Regions from separate parts of the Homo sapiens genome. Here region 2 is linked to region 1. A link is a contact called in ENCODE Hi-C data. All regions are on one chromosome and are shown on one strand. Each heading gives the region's core, a stretch centred on a gene start or an enhancer-like site at or near the end of the contact. The rest is flanking DNA. Distances are from core to core; before and after follow the strand shown. Region 1 overlaps LINC00606 (long intergenic non-protein coding RNA 606). Region 2 holds the start of HRH1 (histamine receptor H1).

Region 1 (4,999 bases), core at 791-3,290:
GGTTGAGAATGTTGCTAAAAAGTAGTGTTATGGCTGATTTCCGAGAAGGAAACAGAGGTTCAGAGTGGTTAAGCAACTTGTCCAAAGTCACACAGCCAGAACATAGTGGAGTGGGAACTCCACTGAGGCAGGCTGACTGCTTAACCCATGTGTCTGTTGTGCCCCAGGCACTGTCACATATTATTTCATTTAATTCTCTCAACAACTTTGTTTTTTTAACTCTGAAAACTAATCCAGAAAAGTTAAATAACCAGCCCAAAATTGCAGAGCTAATAAAAGGCAGCTAACAGTGTTTTCTATCTTGATTCTATTTGGGTGGACAAGTGTGTGTACTTGTCAATAGTCATTTGATGGGTCACTTAAGATCTGTACATCACACTATATGTTGATTTTACTTTTAAAAGGCACAAATAAACTGCCCTCTGGGTAACAATATCAAGCAGAGATATTGTGATGTCTCCTTCTTATTTGGAAATGCATTTAAAAGTAGAGTGAACGGATAAGGAGATAAATAAGTGGGCAGTTATGTGATAAAGATGGTGGGTCTATGGGGTTCATTACACGAGTGCTATTCTTTCAACTTTTCTGCATGTTTGAACATTTTACATAATAAAATGTTGCATGGGGGACAGCAGCCCAAACATTCCATGAGACTGAGTTCAGTGATGACAGAGATCTCTGCCTGTTTTGTTACTGAGTCTCCAGCACCAGGAATAGTGCCTGGCATGAAGCAGGTGCACAGTAAATATTTGCTGAACGGAAAATGATGGGAGGCTGTTTAGCCTATGGCTTTAACGCTTAAAGTAAACACTTACCTTGGAGAGAGGATTGGATGATATCTGTGAAACAAGGGCGGTGGGAGGAGGGACACTGGGCAGAGTAAGGCGAGTAGGCACAATAGGGCACAGAGATCTGGTGGCTTTGCAAGCATGAACTCAGCTGGTTCTTCTGGAAGCTGAGTGACATCCTCATCCCCAGGCGGAGCTGTAGCCAGAGCTGTGCTTTATACAGGCGTGTGCTGCCCTCATGTGGCCAAGCAGAAGAATATTGCGCTGGTGTCGGAAGGGCCTCTTTCCCCTGATCCCTGATGGGCAGTTAGTTACTCAGATGCTTGGAAGCAAAGGTTGCGGCCAGAGGAACCGTGTCTCTGGGGCCTGGGCTTCATGCCCCTCTCTTAGCTAGGAGATAGTGGTCAAGTTTAAAACTTCCTCTGGGCAGGGTGGCACATCTGTAGTCCCAGCTGCTCAGGAGGCTGAGGTGGGAGGATGGCTTGAGCCCAGGAGGTCGAAGCTGCAGTGAGCTATGATTGTGCTGCTGTACTCCAACCTGAGCAACAGAGTGAGACCCTGTCTCTAAAAAGAAGACAAGTTCCTGATGCTTCCTATTAGCTAATGTTCTCCCAGTGGGGGTGTGGGTTTCCCAGACCTCACAGCGGTCCTGAGATTTGAGAGAAGGAGCCGCCGTGTATAAGCACCCACTGCTGCTGCTACTCCTCCATGGGCTGTTTTATTTGGGCATCCCACTGACCCTGCCAGTGACCATACATGAGACCACTCAAGATCTCATTTACGGACCGGAAAGCAGGGGCTCGGAGAGATCAAGTCACATGCAGCACGTTGGGGGCAGGGAAACCGCCTCTGGGAAGTCCAGAGTGTAACAAAGAAGATGCTAGCTTCCCTCTGTGGGGTTCTGAGGACTCCCAAATTCTGGCTGAGGAAAGCTGGCAAGGAGCCAGGGAAGTTTGGAAAAGCCCCAGTACTCACGTACACACCCTGAGCCCTTCAGCTCTCACAGAGGCAAGTTGGAGCTGTCATCCACCCCTTCCACCCCTCCCAGACCCAGCTGTGTGACCCTGGGGAAAGTGACTCAGCCTCTCTGAGCCCTACCTCAATGTGTCAAATATGGATCATAATATCCTCACCTTTTAAGGTTGCTGTGTAAATAAATGATACAGTGCACACCACACATGCTCAGGAATGACTCCTTTTAGACCACAAGGCAGACATTGTATCTATTGTGTTCACTCCTGTAACATGTTTGGATGGGCCAGTTCTCAAAGACGAGCAGGGTAAGAGTTAAGAGTGAAGTCTTTGGAATCAGATACCTGGATCCAAATCCTGGCACTGCCTCTTCAGTCTGGGTGATCTTGAACAATATATCAATGTAGTGAGGTTGTGCTGATGAATAGGTTAGTGTGAATAAAGAGCATGGTGCCTGGCACATACCAGATGCCCAAATAAATGCTAGCTGATAGTAGGATGACTCAAAGATGGGTATTCAACGTTAGCTATTGTTGTGAGCGGTCGTGGTAATAGTGAATGAGTCATGCGAATTTCCCCTTCAAGGCTGCAGTGGCTGCAGCTCTGCCCTGACTTCATCTGAATATATGCGTTGGGTGAGAGACGAGTGGCAATGATAGGAGTGCCCTCCTGTTCCCTGGACACAAATCACCCTGCACCACCAGCACAAGGTCACCCAGCCCTCAGTCATGATGGTTCCCAGTGAAGGGGACCAGGCTATAGAGGCACTCTGCACCCCCTGAGCTGACATGGTGGGCTTAGGGTCTGGGCCGTGATGCAGGGGCTTTCCTCTTCTTGGGATGCTCACACTGGTCTTAACACACTGGCCTCGCTGGCATGAGGGCCAGCCTGAACAGTGGGAAGAGAAACAGCATGAGTGTGGTGGCCTTCAAGGCAGTGAATCTCAGATGTCAATGTGCACAGGACTTCCGAGGGGGAAGTGCATTGTGAAAATGTGGGTTCTGACTCAGTAGTTCTGGGCTGGGACCTGCCATCCAGCTTTTCTAAAGCTCCCAGGTCACCCTGATGCTCTTCATTCAAGACCTCACTTTGAGTATCAAGGTTTCAAGAAAAGCAGGCTGAATTTATCTCCCAGGTGCACTGAGGGCTCATTGCAGCAGGTCTGGCATCAGCCTGGGCTGTTTTGCTGAAGTAAGAGATGTGCCTGCACAGCATGGACCCCTGGGCAAGGCATGAAGGGTACTGACTGGTGGCCATGGGTGGAGACAAGTTTCAGGGTGTCTGATATCAGCTTGTCAGCATTGTTTGAGGGTCACAATGAGACTGATGACCTGCAACTGGCCTCAGGGGCTCCCTCAGGGAGCCCTGTGCAGTGCCAGGGCTGGTAACGCAGCATGTGTGCCTACACGATGAGCCCTCCATTGTGTGCTTCCTGATTCTAATATCTCAGGTGCATCAGTAGATCCTGATCTGAAAGAACAAGCACATGGTCGTTCCACATCAGTGTAACAACTGGAGCTCTCCCCTGACTCTCAGAACCCCTCACTATGAGGCAGCCTTTGGCCCTGATGCATATCCTCATTTTAATGGTCTTAATATCTTGTATTTTTTTCCTGAAATAAATCTTAGCTTGGTCAGCATAGCCATGTAAGGTCCTGGGAGTTTTACTTGTACTGGAACTCAATCTAACTTCCACCGTTAGTGCAATATGGATTAAAAAACTGCTTCCTGTGGGCAGGACACTGTGCTCAGCTCAGTGGACTTAGAAGTGGTTACAATTCCATTCTCTGCTCTCCCAGGAGAGCTGCAATTCACAGCCTTGGCTACACTGGTGTCGTCTGGGGAGCTTTAAAAGCTACTAAGGCCTGAGCTCCATCCCCAGAAACTACCAGTGGAATATTGGTCTTGAGGTTTTTAAAAGCTCCCCAAGTGGTCCTAATATGAAACCAAAGGTGCAAACCACTCATAGATAATGAACACAAAGCAGTAATGGTCTTAGAAGACCAGGTTGAGAATGGAACTAAGCCACTACCACTGTCTGGACCTTTGCGAAGTCCTGTCCCAAGGGTACAGTTATTGGTGTTAAATTTCCTACTCAAGGCTAGAGGTCAGCTGTGGAAGTCTTTCGTCTTTGAGGCACTGGTTGCCTTCCAAATGAGCGTCCAGGAAGACGGTCAATGCTCAACCCAAAAAACCCCTGCTGTCTGCAAGGGTGGAATTTCTGACCTCATCACGCCTGGGTGAGGGGACACTTGCAAACAAGGATCACATTTTTATGCTTCTCGTGACACACACTGGGGATAAAACTCAATGCCAGACACATTTAAGGGAATCCTGCAGGCCTCAAGAGATGTACCACCTGGGATTAATGAGAGCTTTACTTTGAGACTTGAGTCTCTCTTCCAAATTTCGAAGCTTCTCATGCCCATCACAGCTCTGGGTTTTGCATATTTGCTATTGACCTTGAGCAAGCCATTTTCTCTCTAAGCTGTATTGGCATCACAATCCAGCTATCTTGAATTGCTAGGCATCAGGGCCTCACAACCTCTGTAGCCACAGTCAACTACCACGTAGTGATGAGCCCCAGAAGGAACTAAGCTGTAGCCAGGCAAGAAGCAAAGCAAATTTTGGAACAAGTAGGGGCTCATACTTTCTCCAACCTGCAAGGAGTCAATCGTTGTCCAGTGAGCTATGATAAGCACCATGACAGTTAATCAGACAGTGAGCCATTTATTGGTTTTTATGTAGCTCTTTCACATTGCAGGCTTTCTACTGGGGAAAGAGGAAAAGGAAGATAGGGTAGAGTACAAAGAACTGCAAAGCCTAGATTCTTTGTGGACCACTCTTCTGGTGCCATTAGATGGGAATACCTTGCGGGAACCCCAAAAGATCCATTGCTGCTCTCTGAGGAGGAGTTAGAGTCAAACAGACTCTTAAACCCTTTGCACATTTGGTTTCTCTTGAGAATGTGAGGCATCGTTGTGGTAGGCCATTTTGTGTCACTATAAAAGAATACCTGAGACTGGGCAATGTACAAAGAAAACAGGTTTAACTGACTCCTGTTTCTGGAGGCTGTATGAGAAGCATGGTACCAACATCTGCTTGGCTTCTAGTGAGGCCTCAGGAAGCTTAAAATCATGGCGGAAGGCAGCAGGGAGCCAGCATGTGACATGGTGAGAGTGGGCACAAGAAGTGGTGGGGGGAGGTGCCATGCTCTTTTGAACAATCAGATCTCTCAT
Region 2 (4,851 bases), core at 1,990-4,489, 400 kb before region 1:
TGCACAAATTGAGAGCTGTCAGCTTCGATCCTGGCCCATGTGATCCCCCTGCATTATCACTGGAGAATTACAGCAGTGAGGACGAATGCATAAAAGAGGCAAGGCATCCTGGCCCCCCCTCCGACAGCATCAGCAGCATTGCTCCCGAAGAGTATGCGTCTTAGTCCTCTACAACCATTAATGGCAGAAGTGAGTCACTTATAAATGAGATATGGGAGCTTTATTATAATTACATCCCGAGATTCAGAAATGCTCAGCGTCACTGTGAAAGGGAGGGCAGCAGGTGACTGGGGCTTGAATGATCCTCTGCCAGGTACATCTTTCAGATAAAACATCTTGGATCAGGAGCAATTATAGCTAATTCCCGGCCTGAATGCTAATGAGAATTACTTACAATTGTATGTAATTCTTTGCAATTTATACCATCTGCTTTTTTCCTTCTTTTCTCCACATTTCCATCCTGACATTCATCCTGAGAAACAGATACTGGCAAATCGAACGAATGGCCATTTTGCAGATAAGGAAGCCGATGCCCAGGGTCTCTCGGTTCTAAGGGCAAGAGCTGGGGTTCCAACCCTAAGCTTTCTGTCCCTCTAGAAAACAGCTGATTGAAAACTGTCCCAAATCCATGCTCGTCAGAACAAAGCCAGAGCACAAAGTTCAAGCTGCACTGCGTAGCAGCAATATCATCCACACTAGTGACACTCGTTGCAATGGCCAGCGTTTGCTGAGTGTCTAGCAGAGTATCAGAAGTTTATACAGGTCCACACTGAGACTTCAAGTCTCAGACTATTTAAAGCTTGAGACTGCAGTAAGACTTTGGGGCACACATTACATCTAACCAGACCTACTCTCACTTTACAGATGAGAAAACAAGAAGCCTGCAGAGGCTGGGCAATTTGCAGGTGGCAGAGAAAGGATACAGAGCTGGGATTGTTTGGCCTTAATAGCAACAACAACAATGGACTCTTAACACTTTTAGCTATTACATGGCACCACTGAAGTGCTTTATGCACATGAACACACCTAATTCTCTTACCAACGCAGTGAAGAAGGTGTCAGGAATACCCCCATTCTAAAAATGGGGAAACCAAGGAACGGAGACGTGTAGCAACTTGACCAAGGCCACAAAACTCATAAGCAACAGTGCTGAGATGTGAACCCCAACAGGTGAGCTCCAGAATCCCACACTTTTGATGTCTTTGCTATGTGTTTTCTCTGCTAAGGAAAAGCCAGGCACTCCTTCATTGTGAAGAGGAAAGTGCCAACACAGAATTCTGAGAGAGTCGAAGAGGAGGAGGCTCATGTATAAGTCCCTCCTCCCTTGGACACTCAGCTGAGGGTCAGGAAGGACCACTCCCAGCCCAGCATTGGCCAAACCACTCTGGGGTGCAGGGTCTCTTGGCAGGCTGCTCCGGCCTCCACCCAGCCCTGAAATCATGGACAGGCAGCACCTGTCCATCTCCTGCCTCCACGGGATTCTCTGTCACATTTGAAAATGAAAACAATGCCAGGCATCCCCTGCCCTTCTCCGTAGATTCTCCCCACACCAGGAGAAATGCCTGAATCACACTCGAGGATTTACATGGGGTTGTCCAGGATTCCTGTGAGCAGTGGACCTGCTGCCTGGCTTTCCTCTATTCATCCTTTGCTGCTGCCAGACACAAGCAAAGAAGGAGCTAAGGTCCCATCTGCCACCTCAGTTTCATTCATAATCTAGAGGGAGTCAGGCAACATGGGTGTTCAAACCCCAATTCTGTCATGGACCAGCTGGGCAATCTCAAGCAAATTACTTAACCTCTCTGAGCCTCAGTAGACTATCTGTTCAATAATAGTACTTACCTTCCAAGAATGCTGTGATGGGATAATGCATAATGATGCTCTCATGTGTACACCCTCCCTCTCTCCCAGTCTCTGCTGGTTTCTGGCTGCCTCCAAGACTCTTCCTATAAGACCCTCAATTCCCCTCTCCTTCATGCTCCAGGGACACACTCCGTCTGTGCTCCTGTCACAGGTTTCTGGCCCCGCAATCATGAAATGAGTTATTCAGGCACCTTCCAGCCTGAAAACCTTGTTCACCAGGACTCCCAGCCTGCCTCGTCTTGTCTGCTCCAGGCTGAGGCGGGAGCCCTCTGCCGGAGGACAGCCACTCTGCCTGGAACATCTCTGCACTATCAGCTGCCAGGCAAGCGGACACCTCAGAGGGATCAGGGAATCAGGAGGGAAGAGGTGGGATCTTCATGGAGGACTGGGGGCTGGGGGTGGGGTAACAGAGCAGGAGACGTGACTTCCTTGAGGAGCTGCTGTACTCCAGCTCCTGCTCCTGGCTTCCTGGGCTCCTTCGAGAAAAACTGAGAGCAACTTCTAGAATCTGATCTCTGAAAGAGCAGCCCCGATGCTTTTCTGTCACCAGAATCCACTCCCTGGCCATAATATCCACTCATTTTCCCAAAGCATCCTCCTCTCTCGGTACAACGAGGAGGAGGTGATCCGCCTCTTGCTCCACACCCCCAGCTGCAGCCGAACTGCAGGGGAAGGGCGGGTGGTGGTCCGGACAGTTCCCACCCCCGACTCCAGGTGACGCTGAGCCTGGGGCTTACCTCAGTGTATTCAAGTGATTTGGATCAGGATGACTCCGAGCAAAACCCTGACTCTCTCCCCTTAACCAGCTGATGCTCCTGGGCACAACTTCCCTCCCCGAGCCTCAGTTTCCTCCTCTGTAAAATGAGTATAACAATATTGCAACAGATAATGGATGCCCAAAGCCTGGCACAGTGAACGCACTCAACCAATGGGCTGGCACTACGGTTAGCAGCGAACTCAGACCCTGGGGAGGCTCAAAGAAAACGAGGCTCCCCCTCTGCTCGCCCGAGCTCAAAGACGGACGCTCAGGGCGCGCACCCTGCCCAAGCCCGGGGAAGCTAAAGGTGTCTGCGCGTCGAGTGCTGAGGCCACAGTGTGGAGAGGGGAGCGGTGCCACCGAGCGAGCCGCCCTCCGCCACCCTCCCCAGGCCACCCGCGTCGCGAGGGTACCCAAGCGCGCTCTTCTCAAGCGGGCGGCTCCGGGGTTCCCGGCCGCCCTGCCGGGATGCCCGGAACCCAGCCTGGCCAGCGCGCAGCCTCGCCCAGCCGCGGCGGCCCCGCTCCCGCCCAAGCCCGCGCCCCGCTGCGACTCACCGGCGCCGGCTCCGGGGAAAGTTTGGTGGCGCGTTGGCCGCGGCGGCCAGGCTGCTGGGTGTCGCGGGGGCGGCGGCGGGGGCGCCGGGGAGCTCTCGGGGAGCGGGGCGCCGGAGGAGGAGCCGCTCCGAGGGGCCCACCCGCGAGCAGCGGGGAAGGCGGGGACCCGGGCCCCGCGGGCCTGCAGCGCCCCCGCACCCGGTTCCACGCGCCCAGGGCCGCCCCCGCGGAGAGAGGGGGCGCGAGGGGCGCGCCTCTCGCTCGGACACCCTCTCCCAGCTCGCGCCCCAGGTTTGGAGCTGCTCCCGCTGGGTACCCGGGCTCGGGCTCTGCGAGGCGGACTGCTCCTTGGGTTTGGAAGGAGGGGTGGCAGAAGGGTCAGAACCTTGGTGAGACAACTCCACCCCCACCCACGCACCTGCGGGCACACAAAACGACAGACAGAGATAAATCAAGACAAAGAGGCACAGATGGAAATAGAGATGAAACGATGTTTGGCAGAGTCAATCACAGATAGATTGAAAAAGACAAATAGTGATACCTGCGCCCCTCATTCCTGCTAGGGGCGCCAAAATCGAAAAAGGCAAAGTCAGACAGAGGTGGAACAAGATTGACAGTAGGAACCCTACCCCTAGAGGTTTCGGGGAACTAAAGAGACCCCAGGGTCTACAACCTCACACCTCTCTTCTGTTTCTCCCTAGCCCGTCCTGATGAATGAGCCCACATTTCAAAATAGGATGTGTTTTAATTAGCAACCTGTGCCACCCCGAGCAGCAAGGGGAGGAGTGGGGTGGGGGTGAGGCCCCTCTGCAGGTCCCCGGGAACCTCTGTCCCTGGCAATGGGAGCTTGAGGATTCTTCCTGGCTGCCTTCATTTCCAGAGCTGGGAGAGAGAGGTCGAGGTTTTTCTGCCTTCTCAGCGCCGGGAAAACTCCATTTGAACCTTTGAACAGTTATGGTTTCAGATTTTACCCCAGCAGTTTCGAAGGGACCACCTAAGCTCACAGGGAGAGGAGGGTGTTTGAGGAGGTGGGACATGGTGGGTTGGGGTGTGGGGGTGGGGGTCAGAGGGGTATTTTAGCCTCCTCCCAGTAGCAGCAGTCCCACCAGCCCTGGTTGTGGACCACACAGAGCTGGGTCTGAGGCTCAGCTTCACAAGCTGTGTATGGTAGGTCCATGGTCCTTTTTCTTGGCCTCAGGGCCCATGTCGGTAACACAAGGGTTCATAAAGACAGGGGCCATTGTGTCAGATGCTTTTCTAAGTGCTACAGATGCTTACTCATTTAATCCTCACAACAATAATAGGTCCTAGTAGGTAGGAACTATTATTATCCCTATTTTACAGGTGAGAAAATGAAGGCACAGAGAGATTGAGTAACTTGCACAAGGTCACATGTAGGAGAACTGAGCATCCACCCTACTCAGCCTGGCCCCAAGGTCCAAGGTGCTGTTATAACTTCATCTCCGTGGGGCTGTTGGAAAGTTTCATGATGCCATTTCTATAAAGGGCTTAGTGCTCCATAAATGGTAGCTCAGAGATCACTGATCCCATCTGCAAGGTGGGGATTAAAGGACTTTGTGATGCCCAGTGATATGAGACTTTGGCCTTGAGATAATGGCAGGCCATGTCACTGTCCTGGGCATTATGGATTCGAGAAGTCAGGGATGTCCCATT

The links. A loop is a pair of places that touch in the nucleus more often than their neighbours do. Pooled maps may share reads with other maps.
Region 2: a map of mammary epithelial cell shows a loop between it and region 1 (11-fold over the local background). The contact joins the promoter of HRH1 here to the enhancer-like site in region 1. A Hi-C loop is called at or near these places in 1 of 168 maps with a recorded cell type or tissue (mammary epithelial cell) and 9 of 50 pooled maps.

Annotation. Positions count from the first base shown.
Region 1 is chr3:10,754,777-10,759,775 of GRCh38, reverse strand. LINC00606 (long intergenic non-protein coding RNA 606) reads left to right here. Exons shown (of 3, transcript NR_152730.1): 3 at 1-434. Among named protein-coding and RNA genes, the nearest start is that of LINC00606, 6.9 kb to the left of the region's middle. RefSeq lists an enhancer at 878-1,172. Within about 2 kb of position 2,040, at least 2 of the 41 ENCODE cell types and tissues checked have a DNase peak (open chromatin) inside an H3K27ac peak, as active enhancers do; they include mammary epithelial cell, where a contact is called at or near this core.
Region 2 is chr3:11,152,881-11,157,731 of GRCh38, reverse strand. HRH1 (histamine receptor H1) reads right to left here and starts at 3,239. Exons shown (of 2, transcript NM_001098212.2): 1 at 3,178-3,239. LOC105376951 (a long non-coding RNA gene) reads left to right here and starts at 3,332. Exons shown (of 5, transcript XR_940593.2): 1 at 3,332-3,468. LOC124909345 (a long non-coding RNA gene) reads right to left here and starts at 2,986. Exons shown (of 2, transcript XR_007095817.1): 1 at 2,601-2,986.